3 separate regions of the Homo sapiens genome follow, and all the other regions are linked to region 1. A link is a contact called in ENCODE Hi-C data. All regions are on one chromosome and are shown on one strand. The core of a region is the stretch at or near the end of the contact, and the rest is flanking DNA. Distances in the headings are between cores, read along the strand shown.

The links. A loop is a pair of places that touch in the nucleus more often than their neighbours do. Pooled maps may share reads with other maps.
Region 2: a loop to region 1 is called in a map of GM12878, with 2.6 times the contacts of the local background. The contact joins the enhancer-like site here to the promoter of FBXO3 in region 1. A Hi-C loop is called at or near these places in 2 of 168 maps with a recorded cell type or tissue (CD8-positive, alpha-beta T cell and GM12878), 5 of 37 single-sample maps with no recorded cell type and 9 of 50 pooled maps.
Region 3: a loop to region 1 is called in a map of CD8-positive, alpha-beta T cell, with 2.3 times the contacts of the local background. The contact joins the enhancer-like site here to the promoter of FBXO3 in region 1. A Hi-C loop is called at or near these places in 1 of 168 maps with a recorded cell type or tissue (CD8-positive, alpha-beta T cell), 5 of 37 single-sample maps with no recorded cell type and 10 of 50 pooled maps.

The regions. Positions count from the first base shown.
Region 1 is chr11:33,771,425-33,775,914 of GRCh38, forward strand. It overlaps FBXO3 (F-box protein 3), which reads right to left and starts at 3,096. Exons shown (of 11, transcript NM_012175.4): 1 at 2,970-3,096. The coding sequence starts at 3,073. FBXO3-DT (FBXO3 divergent transcript) reads left to right here and starts at 3,275. Exons shown (of 3, transcript NR_120550.1): 1 at 3,275-3,327; 2 at 3,830-3,939; 3 at 4,024-4,246. RefSeq lists silencers at 939-1,233, 2,559-2,628, 3,089-3,188 and an enhancer at 2,110-2,610.
Region 2 is chr11:34,230,588-34,235,555 of GRCh38, forward strand. All of the region lies in intron 1 of ABTB2 (ankyrin repeat and BTB domain containing 2), which reads right to left. Among named protein-coding and RNA genes, the nearest start is that of ABTB2, 120 kb to the right of the region's middle. RefSeq lists enhancers at 3,414-3,938, 3,615-3,944. Within about 2 kb of position 3,609, at least 13 of the 41 ENCODE cell types and tissues checked have a DNase peak (open chromatin) inside an H3K27ac peak, as active enhancers do; they include GM12878, where a contact is called at or near this core.
Region 3 is chr11:34,249,446-34,253,930 of GRCh38, forward strand. All of the region lies in intron 1 of ABTB2 (ankyrin repeat and BTB domain containing 2), which reads right to left. Among named protein-coding and RNA genes, the nearest start is that of ABTB2, 110 kb to the right of the region's middle. RefSeq lists a silencer at 1,737-2,031. Within about 2 kb of position 1,731, at least 13 of the 41 ENCODE cell types and tissues checked have a DNase peak (open chromatin) inside an H3K27ac peak, as active enhancers do.

The DNA of each region.
Region 1 (4,490 bases), core at 1,846-4,345:
TCGAATGTTAGAAGCAAATAACTTTCTTACTATATAAAGATTTCTAACACAACAGTGTTGCAATCCTGTAAATTCTACCCTACATAATTAATTTGTAAAAAGAATGAACCTAAGATTAGGACTCTATCCTTTCCAGAGAGAAATTACAAGTTATATTAATTGAAAGTAGGTATTCAAAGATCTCACTTGGGCAATAGCTATCAACAGAATCTTAAATCACATCAGGTTTGTCAAGGCCATGACTAAGGTGTGTTAAAAACCATCTATAGTAAACAAAATTGCCTTTGTTTGATTTTCAGATTTTACAGAAACATCATCCTCATCCTTTTCTGCCAAGCTCAGGAGATGCCCAAATTAACTTTTGTAAACATAGGAATCCCTCCAGTTTTGTGCATTCAGTTTCCATACCCTCTTCTTGATTCCTGTCCCTCCACTGCCCTAGGAGCTAAATGACATAAAAGAATCTGGAATATGCATGAAAGATGAATTCAATGCACATCGAGAGTGAAAACTACTGTTCTAGAGATTCTGATCCAGTCGGTTTGGACTGAGATCTGTACCTCAGGCATCTGTATGTTTAAAAAGTGCCACAGGCCATTCTGATGCACAGGTCATTCTGACGCACAGTGTGGCATTTATTCACTCCATTTCAGAATAAATCACTCTGAAATGGAGAGGGTATCAGATCATCTCAATTCAAACTAGGCAACTGATGCTACATGATTCCAGTGTACTAATCCAATCCAACCCAATCCAGTTCAGCAAATAATACCAAAAACTTCAGAGCTTATCACTAGACTAGACCCTTGACAAAATTGGGCTGTATGGTGCAGGAAAAAAGCTGCAATACACTGGATACTTTTCTGTAGATAAAATTCAAATGGTATTCAACTCAATTTATTTCCACAGACATTTACAGAGGGATCATGTCACTTCTGTTTAAAATTGTGATTACTACCTAAAGCATTTAAAGTAAACTCTTACTTCCTCACCTTGGTTCCCAAGGTCCTGCATGATCTCACCACCCTCATCTCATCACTGTCTGTGAGTCACTCCCTACCTCCAGCAACGCCAGCCTTCTGTATCTTCCACCAGGCCATGCTGTTGAACAGTACCGTTCAGCAGTCCCGTCAATCTCTGAACATACTTTTCCCTCTGCCAGAACTGCATATGCCCTGCTTCATATATGGCAGCTCCTTCCGATTTGATCACTTCTCACTTCCTATTCCTTAACAGAGCAATCTATTTCCTTCACAGCACTTAGTACCTCTTGCAATTATGCGCTTGCCCACTGGACTGTAAGCTCCATAAGAGTTGCCTTATCTGCGTTGTTCACTACTGTACCCTCAACACTTAACAGACTGGCACATAGCAAGCCCTCGGGGAAAAAAAAATCTTTGAATAGGAAGATAAGCAAGGCAGCCCTTACAATCAAGAAGCACGCCATCTACCTGACATGGCAAATCAATTCTGCAGGAAGAAGGTAGAGAGGGCATCTTCTCCACCTTGCCAAGTTGAGAAGAGGTAGGCAAGGCATTCCAGGCAAGGTCGAGAGCTTGAGCCACAGGAAAAAAAAAAAAAAAGAAAGTGCAAGTGTGTTGTATGCTGGCAGAGGTCTGATTTGGTTAGAATGGATGGTGCAAATGTGATAGTGGTGGAGAAATAAGTCCTGGAGGACCTTAGATATACAAGCCAGATGATAAGAGCTTTCAATGCCCCAGAAGTTTAGGTTATAGTCTATAAACATAGGGGTGTCACAGGTTTTAAGGAGAATGACAACCAGATGTGTCTTGGAAAGATTACTCTGGCAGCAATCAAAAGTTGGAGACTGTTAGTTAAATTGTAAGTATTTTCTAGAAAAATAAAATTGCTAGCAGGTACAGGTAGCGACCAGTACAGGTAGTGACCAAAAACTTGAGGTATCTCTCTATCACCACTTAGCTAGGCCAACAACTATCTGTAGCTCCAAGAAATCTGTATTTATAAAAAGACCTCTAATAACACAGGGCACAATCATCAAATGGCTAGAATCTAATGGTTAATCCAAACACAAAACAAATCTCGCCCACCTATCCTAAGAGGGCGACTTTGCATCCTCTGCAAATATATACGGTAGCACAGGAAACTCACAGCCATGCCACCCCCTGTCAAGGGTGTAAACAATCCTGACAGCTGGGGGGCGGGCTGGCAGCGCCATTTCTTCCACCACCCCAGACAGTCCCAAGTTCTGAAGAAACTGGGCATTGAACCACCCTTATCAGCAACCGGTGTTTATTTCTGGAACAGATGCTAGTAATGTGGGAAACCCAAGGTGTCCAGGAGAAAAGATAGTCACCGGTATGGCATCACCGGAAGTCAGTACCAAAACATAAAATCCAACATCGAACCGTAAGGAGCAATGCTGACAGCAAAACAATTCTCACGCACTGAAGTCCGAAAGTGAGCCCGGACAGCGATTCTGGCGCTGGGGAAGTCGCGCCAGGGGAGTAAGGGGTTGCCTATCTTCTCCTCTCGCTCACCCACCTGCCCACCCCGGCGCCAGACTCCGCAGGCCCCGGACCCAGCAGAGAAGAGCGCCTGGCCGGGACAGGGGCTTTTACACAGCAGCAGGGACTGACCCCAACCGGGCGGGCACCTGCGGGGCCAGCGGGGGTCCGCGGAGCGCGGCGGTGCGGCACGAGGGCCACTACCTCCTTCTCTTGCAAGTGGGCCTCACCGAGGCCTGGGAGAGAGATATCTCGTCGCTTCTCATACCTGGGCCCAGGACAGGAGGAAGACTCAGGGCGAGGCCCTTTCCGCCCCCGTCTCGCCCCGGTCCCCGGTGGCTCCGCAGGATGAGGGCGGCCCTGGCGTCACCTTCTGGTGTCGCGGAAGCTCGGGTCCTGTCAGCGGCCCCGACCCCCTTTCCCCCTGCCTCACCGCCTCCTCTCCCCATGCCCCCACCCCTGCCATGCGTGTCGTCCCATTACTTGATTAGATCCCGATAGTCCAAAAAGGATAAGATGAGGAGCAGGGGATCGGTGGGCAGCGACTCTAGGGTCAGCGGCGCCGTCTCGGTCTCCATGGCCGCCATCTTGCCTGGCCCGGTGCAGGTCTGGCCCCGCCCTGGCCCCGCCCCTGCCCCGCCCCCACCAGCGCCCGAACCGCCCCCAGCCGCTCTCACAGGTTTGTTATGTAACCGCCGGGCCAGCCCCGCCCTCAGGGTGGGCTGAGGTGCGGCTCCCTGGAGACCCCGCCCGCTAGCCGGGAGCCAGCGGCGCAGTGCGAGTTCAGCCCGCTTTCTTCGCGCTCCGCGTCAAATCTCTCCAGCTCTGTTCTCGCATCCCGGTTCGTAAACTTGCCCAGCCCGGGACCCTTTTGTTGCCAAATCTGCCTCGGTCTGCCCAACTCCTCCTGCGAAATTTTACACTCAGTATGCAGGAAGCCTCGCTCAAAATCTGACACTCCTCCACGCCCTTGGTCCCCAAATCCATTCCTTCTCTTTGTTTTCCAACCCGAGAACCCCTCGTTTTCCCCGCTCAGCCTTCCCCACCCCGCTTGTCCCCCGCACACAGCAGGGCCGCTCCGAGACTTGTCCACTCAGCAAGAGCAGAGCTGAGAATCAGCCAGGGACGCCAGCTGAAGGCCCTTCTCCCAAATTAAGGAAATAATTGTTGAGGGCTTAACTTCACGCCCCTCCCCGCCTTCCTAAGTAAAATGTGTACAAGGAGTGAGTCTGAGTCTCAGCCGCTGTCCCTTAATTTGGTTATCATGGCTATTTTCAGCCTATTAGGGCAATGCAAAGGGTACAGTGTGGATTTTTTCCAGCTTTAAAATTTATTTTGGCCAGGGTTTAGATCCCGCAGAGTTAAGTATCCCGCGTGTGAAGGGATGAACTGAGACTCCCAGAGGGCATAACTGATGGAGGCACGAAGATGTCTGCTCTTCAGCTTTGCCAAGGTGATATTAAAATGAGAGTGGGGGAAGTATAATGGGTCCATACATCACTTGCCTGATTTCTTCTTTTCCATTGCTTTTCCAAAGGTAGTATGGTGTAAGGGGCTTTGGGGAATCCAGACAGACCTGGACTTCACACGCCCGTCATTTATTTCACTACTAGTGAAATGCTGGCGTAGTTACGCCTAAGTTCTCTGAGACTGTCCCTCATCTCTAAAACCACCCCTCCTCTGGTGAACTAAGGATGGCGATAACGCTTTATGTAAAGTGCCTGGCCAGATACTCAATAAATGTTAATTTTCCAAGCTTATACATGCATCAGTCACTAAGTTCTCCAAACATTTCCATATCCTGGAGAAAGTTTCTCTCAATTATTTGGAAGAGTGGAAGTGATATGCCCCGCCCCAAAAAAATCCATTTCCTCCATTCTTCATACCATTAATGCCTTCTATTTATGGTTTTGCTTAATAGTTATAACCCCTGCCACCCAGCCAACAAAACAGAACAACAGCAACAAAAAACTCTGCCTACATCTCTGTGCTTCCAAATTGTTT
Region 2 (4,968 bases), core at 2,359-4,858, 460 kb after region 1:
ATGCTGATGGCCCCTTCCTAAAGCATCTGTGGTCATTTATTTGACTGTTTATAATACCCTCCCACCAGACAGATGCCACAGGACCTTCCATGGTGTCTGCCTGAAGTTGTTGATATGACAAGAGGCTTACAGTGCCTCTTCCAGTCCTTTTCCTCTTATTTCCATCATGAAATCTCAGTATGATCTGCAAATTCTTTACCTAGTTTCCGAAAACCTTCTTTCAAAAGGAATGTCCCAGACACTCCAGTAGCAAGGAGTATATCCAGTGCCCAGATTCTGGTTTCTCTTTTTCTTTTTCTTTTTTGTAGAGACAGGGTCTTACTTTGTTGCCTATGCTGGTCTTGAACTCCTGGCTTCAGGCAATCCTCCCGCCTTGGCCTCCCAAAGTGCTGGGGTTACAGGCATGAGCCACCGCACACAGCAGATCCTAGATTCTAATAGCATTCTTCAATAAAAGGAACCAGAGCTCCTTCGAGAAATTGACTGATTTTAGGAACAGGGCATGGAAAACAGAAAATGAGCTTGGAGCATCTTGTGGTACCAGAAAGTAAGAGTGCTCAAAGAATCCTAAAATGATGAGATGGGAGCCAACCGAAAGCGCTCTCAACGGGCAAAGCCGGAACAATTTGCATAACAAAATAAATAACACAATATTGCATAATGACCCAAAGTATAAAATAAATACCCATATATGCATGCTTACTGATTGAAAAAATAACTAGGGGAGAATAAACCAATCAATCTTCCAATTAATCTATGCATTAATAGATACCACCCTCCCCCAGGAGGTAGAGCATAACTTCCCATCCCTTAGCTATGGAATGCACACAGTGACTTCACTCTAAAGACTACAGAGTGGACGTGGCCTGAGGGGCGGGAGTGGGGAATAATACTTGACAGTAGAGAAACCAGACAAACATTATCGGGTGGTCAAGGTTAACATCATCAGTGACAAGTCATGTTGATAGTGTGTATTCTTCTTATTCTTGTTTTTTTCTCCTGAGACGAAGTTTCACTCAGTCGCCCAGGCTGGAGTGCAATGGCGCAATCTCAGTTCACTGCAAACTCCGCCTCCTGGGTTCAAGCGATTCTCCTGCCTCAGCCTCCCAAGTAGCTGGGATTACAGGCGCATGCCACCATGCCCAGCTAATTTTTTGTATTTTTAGTAGAGATGGGGTGAGCCCCGCACCCGGCCGATAGTGTGTATTCTTGATATGATGAGTATGACACTTTACCTCTGTGGACTTCCCCGCAAAAAACCCTATAACCCCACACTAGTCATGAGAAAAACTTTAGACTGAAAGATATTCTGTAAAATATCTGATCAGCTCTCCTCTAAACTGTCAAGCTCACCAAGAACAAAGAAAGTCTTGTCACAGCCAAGAAGAATCTAAGGACATATAACAACTAAATATGGCATGGGTTCCTGAGACAGAAAAAGGACATTAGGTAAAAACTAAGGAAATCCTAAAGAAGTATGAACTTTAGTTAATAATGTTAATAGGGGAAACGGTGTGGGGTATCTGGAAACTTTCTGTAATACTCTTGCGACTTTCATGTAAATCTAAAATTGTTCTTATGCTGGGAGTGGTGGCTCATGCCTGTAATCCCAGCACTTGGGGAGGCCTAGGTGGGTGGATCATTTGAGGTCAGGAGTTCAAGACCAGCCTGGCCAACATGGTGAAACCCCATCTCTACTAAAAATACAAAAAATTAGCAGGGCATAGTGGTGCACGCCTGTAGCGCCAGCTACTTGGGAGGCAGAGGCATGAGAAGCACTTGAACCTGGGAAGCGGAGGCTGCAGTGAGCTGAGATCGCGCCACTGCACTCCAGCCTGGGCAATAGAGGGAGACTCTGTCTCAAAAAAAAAAAAAAAAATTGTTCTTAAATGAGACATTTAAATCCTAGAGAAAAGGAATATCCCAGAAGCACCATCACGAGGCCTAACCTAATCCCCAGCAAGGGACCTCTCGAGACCTTCTGAAGCCCCACCACAATCTGTAGCCTTCTCTCACAGACCACTTAGTATCTACTCATTTACATATCCATTTGTTTGCAAAGTATTTATCGAGCCCTTGGCCTTGGGTGCAGGGTGGTGGTTGGTCAGGGGGCATGGTGGCTCCCACTTGTAATCTCAGAACTTTGGGAGACCAAGGTGGGAGGATCACTGAGACCAGTTTGGGCAACATAGTGGGACTCTGTCTCTTAAAAAAAAATACATAATAATAAATAAAATTAGCCAGGCGTAATGGTCCCAGCTTCTTGGGAAGCTGAGGTGGGAGGATCTCTTGAGCCTGTGAGGTCAGGGCTGCAGTGAGCCATAATCACACCACTGCACTCCAGCCTGGGTGACAGAAGGAGACTCTGTCTCAAAAAACCCCCTAACCTCCCCCCAAAACCCCAAATGCCCCGCAAAACATATACTACCCCCTCCATCATGCTGGGAGCCACTGAAGGGAGACACCCTGTCATAGTGGTTTGGTCCTCCAGTGGCTAGGGAGGTAGCTGTTTGCTAAGTGAATGTTAAGTCCATCCCAGTCGCTTCCTGCTAACAGTCCACCACGGGAAGTTAGGCATTTAATAATGAGGACACAATTAGGACACCTGGGCTTGGTGCATGAGGATTTTTCTTTTTATTTTTTTGAAGACAAAGCAAAACAAAAAAACAACCCTTTCTTTTTGAGACAGGGTCTTGCTCTATTACCCAGGCAGAAGGGAAATGGCATGATCATGGCTCACTGCAGCTTTTTTTTTTTTTGAGACAGAGCCTCCTTGTTGCCCAGGCTGAAGTGCAGTGGTGTGACCTTGGCTCACTGCAGCCTCCGCCTCCCAGGTCACTGCAGCGTTAAACTCCTGGGCTCAAGCAATCCTCCTGCCTCAGCCTCCCAATTAGCTGGGACCACAGGGGTACACCACCACACCCAGCTAAGTTTCTAAAAATGTTTTGTAGAGACAAGGTCTCACCATGTTGCTCAGGCTGGTCTTGAAATCCTGGGCTCAAGCAATCTGCCTTGGCCTTGCAAAGTGCTGGGATTATAGGCATGAACCACTGTACCTGGCCCACCTTTTTTTTTTTTATTATAAAGGTAATTATGATTATTTTTTAAAAATCAGAAAGGAATAATGAATAAAGTTTCTTTTAATACTACCTCCCAGAGATAACTATTATTAATATATTATAATTTTTCTTCAAATAGGCTTTTAGTACAAATAGTACATGTACAAATACATGTACTAACCTATCAATTTTTTAAAATCACAAACCGAATTTGAGAAACAGGAACATAATGAAATTATTTTTCACCTAATGCTGAATCCTGTATTTTGTGGACATCTTTTCAGGTCAGTGTGTTTGGATATATATTTCTTTTTAAGACCTACACAGTTTCCAGGGTCATCGCTCCCTCAAATTTGAATTGTCAGCTTGATCCCTCTCAGAAGACTAGAGAAACCATACATCCCAGGGCACCTGAAGCAGGGCCAAGCTGGGCTGCAGGTATTTTCCACAGTGCTCTGGCAAGGCCTTCTCCGTGGCTCAGTTAGGGGGTTTCCCTTCTCCCCTCCCCTCCCCTGTTGGGGTGGGGGCAAGGGTAAGAGCGTCTCCCTGGAGGAGGTGCCTAAAGCAGGCTGTGAGTCACTCAGATGAGCTTCCGGGTGAAGTCATGCTGAGAAGCTATTTGCAGACACCTTACTCAAGGAGGCCTAAGGAAAGCATGGGGGGATGCCATCTCAAGCGAGAAATGGAGAACTTTTAGATTCTCCCCTCCCTGGCCTTTCTAGAGCAGAGGCTGTAACCGGAATATCAGAGACACAGTAAATTACCTGGGATTTCCCCATCAGGGAGATTCCTGGGTTACTCTCACTGATAACAAGACTAACTACTCACACCCAGGGTCCCAGGGTGAGGCTGGGCAAGGGAGGCACCAGGGCTGGTTCCACTGCTCAGAGGAGAAATGCAATTCTCTCCTGTGCCTCAAAGTCCAGCATTGTGAGAACACCTCGGATGCCAGCTCTGGCTCCGCCTCTCACAAAACCTAGGTAAAGTGCTTTGTGCGGAATCTTTTCCTTATGAAAAGGCAGGGCTACCAGGCAGTGCCAAGCCCTGGGACAGTCAGGTAACTAATTGCCTATTGCGACTCCCAGCTTACAGGGTAATGCTACCTGCTCCTGCTTAACCTCAGAGACTGGGAATCCCAGTTCTGCCACAGAAGAGGGCCCTTTTAGTTTCCCTGAAGCACTTATACAGAGATTATTGTGTTTATTTTATTTATTTATTTATTTATTTTTGAGACAGAGTCTCGCTCCTTCGCCCAGGCTGGAGTGCAGTGGCGCTATCTTGGCTCACTGCAAGCTCTGCCTCCTGGGTTCACGCCATTCTCCTGCCTCAGCCTCCCAAGTAGCTAGGACTATAGGCGCCCGCCACGGCGCCTGGCTAATTTTTTTTTTGTATTTTTAGTAGAGATGGGGTTTCACCGTGTTAGCCAGGATGGTCTCGATCTCCTGACCTTGTGATCCGCCTGCCTTAGCCACCCAAAGTGCTGGGATTACAGGCGTGAGCCACCGTGCCCGGCCGAGATTATTGTGTTTATTAATTTGCTTACTTGCTCAGTATCTGGTGCCCCTACTCCCTCTAAAATGCAAGCTCTGCATAGCAGGGATTGCCTGAAAAATGTCAGCCACATAGATGCTCAAGACATTTCTAGAAAAGAAATGAATGCCATCAGCCAAATATCTGACCATGACCCGGGGTAAGTACTTAACCTCTAGACCTCAGTTTCTTCATCTGTAAAGCGGATATGGTTTCTTCTCTGTAGTGGTTATGAACATATCGCATAAAGCACTAAACCCAATGCCTGACACATAGCAAGAGTTCAATAAAAGGGCTCTCTCTGTTATCCTCAGAGATGACAAGGATCTTGAACCCCACAATAAACTGCTACATCTCCAATACTGAATGAATTAGCCTC
Region 3 (4,485 bases), core at 481-2,980, 480 kb after region 1:
CCCCACCAAGGCTTCTCAAATAGTAGAAAGCACTTGGGGAATATCCTCTAGTACAATAGGGCCTAGAATGTTTACAAGAGGGCAGGCCTCCTGGCAGGTCATTTCATGACCTTCCAGAAAGGGGGAGGTCATTTGAGCTTGACCCCACTACCCCACTTGAACATCTAACTCGGAGCTTTGTCCCAGTTAAGTAAATATATGAAATGTCTTTTCTTTGTTGTTAGAGTCTTGCTCTGTTGCCGAGGCTGGAGTGCCGTGGTGTAATCACAGCTTACTGCAGCCTTGAACTCCTGGGTTCAAGTGATCCTCCTGCCACAGCTTCTGAGTGGCTGGGACTACAGATGTGCCACCATGCCTAGCTAAGTAAATATTTCTTCAGCATCCATCACTCTATAACATCAGGAGGGCTGAAGAAGCCCAGTTCACAGTCCTGTTCTCACAAAGCTTGTGGCCTGGCTGTGAAATGAGACCTTGCTGGTATAGAGTGGTCTACATGGCTCTGGCAGAATAACCCCAATGGTGCTCAGTGACTATAAAAGCATCCCTGGGGATCTGGTGACACCTTGAGCTGGTCCTGGAAGATAGAGCTGGGAAACTCAGGCAAAGATTGATAGGAGTTGGGATTCTAGGGAGGAGCCAAGGCAGAAAAGCACAAGCTGCCTTGGAACTGAAAGAACAGGGGTCTTGGAGAGCTGGGTGTTCTAAGAGCACAGAGGAGGGAAGGCTGGCAAGGTAGATGGAGGCTGAGGGTATCTAGGCATTAAGGACCTTGTATCTTCTGGCAATAAGTAGACATTGAAGGTTTCAGTGCAAGAGCAGGGGCAAATGAAGACTCCCCAGTTCTTCTTAAGGGGCCATAAGAGTCCTCTAGTACAACCAGACTGCAATCTGTAGGGCCAGGGAATCATCCCCAGCACCCATGAAGATGTCTGGCATGTAGTGCATATGCAATAAATACTTGCTCAACAAAGTGACGATAAATGTGAATCTTGAAATCTCTTCCTTCCTTGCCCAAATAGCTTAGTTTCTCATGGGAGAAAACAAGTGGAATTTATTGACATCAAATGGCAGGGTTGTGGCCAACTGCAACAATTTTTCAAACAAACCCTAGGATAAGCTTTCTGCAGAAACAGAGATAAAACTTCATCCTGAAAGAGGAGCGATGCATGTGGAAAGTGAACAGACATGGCAGAAAGACGCTTCATCATTCTAGTCTCCAGAGCAATTCCTCCCAATCCTCAGAAGCCTTCACTAAGTTTCCCTCCCTGAGAGAGAGAGCACCAACCCCAAACTTCTTTCTGCGGCTACAAATGCTCTGCTCCCTCTAATAAAGCTAAAGTTGCCATTACTGAGATCCTACCAGGTGTGTAAGGCACTTTGCAAATTACCTTCTGCCTATTTAATCCTCAGAATAACTAGGGGGGTAGAAACCATCATTGCCATTTTACATATGAGAAAACCGAGGTTCAGAGAGGTTAAGTAACTTGCCCAAGGAAGCACAGCTAGTTAAAGGCAAAGCAAGACTCACATCCAGGTCTGTCTGCCATCAAACATGTGTTTTTACCCCTATATTTACTCCTCCTTCTGATCTCTCAGGCTACACCCATGGAGTTGGCAGGTAGAAGCTGGTGGGCTAAGAGATAAATCTTCTACCCTGGCTTCTTAATAGGGGCTGGCCTGGCTGTTGTAAAGGGGAAGTAGGAGGAGCCTCTCAGAGGCAAGGAGAATGGCTCCTCCCATATTCTGTGACAACCAACACCAAAATAGAGCGGGTGAGGCTGCCCATGGGCGTGGGCTCTGCACCCTGATTTCAGAGGGCATCACTCAGCTGTGAATCATGCCTTAGTGACAGGCAAGGAGCCTGCTCAGACAGCGCTGACACTGATTCTGCTCTGGCTGAGTGACAGCCCCAGGGGAAGAGGCGGGGCTCATCTCCAAAGGGGGACCACACAGAGAAATACAGCCAGAAACACAGCTCCCGACACTGTCTCAGGCACCAGTGAAATGCTAGGGTGGCTGGCTCTGTTAAAGGGACCCTGTCCTCCTCCTTCCCCTGGGCCAACTGTTGACCGGTGTCCATGCCATGCCCAGCAGGATGTCAGCTATGCTGGGGGAAGCCGCGCACTCTCTGAGCTATAAGAGAGTACATGGAGGGTTCTTTACTTTCTCTCATTATCTGACGTGCATTTGTGTAAGACTCCTGAACTTTTTTTTATTTGCTGGGACCAGGTGCAATGCAAAAAGGTGAGTATGTTCTTCAAGTCAGAGCACTACACAGATATAAGGAATTACAGTAAAGAAAGTTAAAATGGAGTGGAGGACACAACTGTTCCTCAGGAAACAACTAAAGCAGAATGTGAGGCTATCTACAGAGACATGAGGAGTGATTCACCGCAGACTAAAAAAACAGGAGCTTGAACGATAGAAAAAGATCCAAATCATTCCTGGTATTGTTTTCCTCTTGTGCTCACTGGAAATCTGCAGCCAGTGGAGGAGACTTTCCTCACCCAGTCCCATCCTGGGAGTCACAGTGTTTAGGGCACTCAGGGATCTAAGCTGCCAAAGTCAGCCCCACCCCACTCCCATCCCCTCCACCCAGGGGCTTGCAATCCCAGGGAAGAGGAGAGTTTCATGAAAGCTGCAAAACTCACAGCAAGGCCCGGATGGTGGTTCGGAGTTCATGCTCCAGGGGTTCATGAGGCTGAGCTGAAAGGAAGTCACCTGACACAGCATGAGCCCCCACACCAGAGCTGGCCAGAGCCCCACGACTCCATGCCTGGGAAAGCCGTGGCAGGAGTGACAGCGAGGAGGCCAGATGCACGAGCCTCTTCCTGAACCATCGCATCTCCCCACTTCCTATCAGCCTTTTCTTTGGACTGGCCCCATCTCTTCCCTGGCTTGGGGCTGACTTCCCTTTAGGAATAGGTGTCTTTGGAGCATCCAGGCAGCTGATAATGACCACTGCTTAACCAGCCCTCCTCAGTCACAGGGGGAGAGTGCCATCTGGACATCATGACCTCCCCACCACCGCTGGGCATGACCCTAAGAGAAAGACTAGATTCCTAACCTGTGCTAGGGCATCTCCTGTGCCACTCCCCCAACCCTCCAACCTGCCTGAAAGAGAGGAGAGCAGGGAGAGAGAATGGGGGGAAGGGTGGGGCCAGGAGGGGGATTGGGAGACAGCCTCCTGGTCCTGGTCCAGCACCTTCCTGAGGCTTAGAAGCTCTCCTGCCCTGGGGCTCCCCTACTTCAAATAATCCTCTCCTGTCTTATTTTCCACCTTCTACTCAAACATGTTTTTATAACGTGCAACCACCAGAGACCTCCCTAACCTAGTACCAGGGCCAACTGGACTCCCAGCTGGGCCAGAGGAGGCTGGGGGACCTCCTGGGAGCTTGGACACCTGGGCCTCTCCTGCCCAACCCAGGTGGCTGTCACCTGGCCTGCACATGGCTCAGGGCCCGATTCCACCCCTCCACCCCCAGGAGGAAGAGCTGCTTTGGCAGCTGCCCTTGGTGGAGAAACCTACGTGTGCTAGCCCCTAGGTCCCCTCTTCTGTTTTCCAGCAAATCCCCATCTCCACCTGGGAAAGGCTCAGTCCAAGTGATCTCCTCAATGCTCCTCCCAGAGGATGGCAAGGCTGCTCTATGCCACACCAGAAGCCCCAGCTCCTCCAGGTGGAAAGCACAGGAGAGTCTGGGAGAATCTCCACCCCCTTCTCCCATCTCACACCCGTCCCTGGGTCACTTGCCATCTCCACAGGCCCAGAGGCCTCACCTGGGCCAGAAGACACACTAGAGGCCTGGGATTCTTCTCTCTTCTTCCTTCAGAGTGACAGGGAGCACTGTTCATGTCGGCAACTCCTGTGGCCCCTGCCCTGTTGCAGACAGACCTGCACAGCTCTGAGAAGCCAGCCCCACTCATTAAATTAATTAAATTCCTGCTTTCAAGGCTGGGCACAGTGGCTCATGCCTGTAATCCCAGCACTTTGGGAGGCCAAAGCGGGCAGATCACAAGATCAGGAGTTCAAGACCAGCCTGGCCAGCATAGTGAAACCTCATCTTTACTAAAAATACAAAAATTAGCCAGGCATGGTGGCACACTCTTGTAATCCCAGCTACTCGGGAGGCTGAGGCAGGAGAATCCCTTGACCCCGGGAGGCGGAGGTTGCAGTGAGCAGAGAACGTGCCACTGCACTCCAGTCTGCGCAATAGAGCGAGATTCCGTCTCAAAAAAAAAAAAAAAATTTTTTTTTCAGGGGAACCTACCAGGGAGCCACAGAGGAAGCAAAATGTCTGTAGTTATTGCTGCTTTTTCCTGCCTGGGCACAGTGTCCTCTCCTCCTTCATTACCTGCTGGAAGGGAGCAAAACTCTTCATTCTCCCAAGGAAGGGATCTTTCTCTGGTATGCAGGGCACTGAAGAGAAAACTTCCTTGTTTGGCCCTTGAGCTTAAAACTACCATGTCCCCCTCTCCAATCCTCCC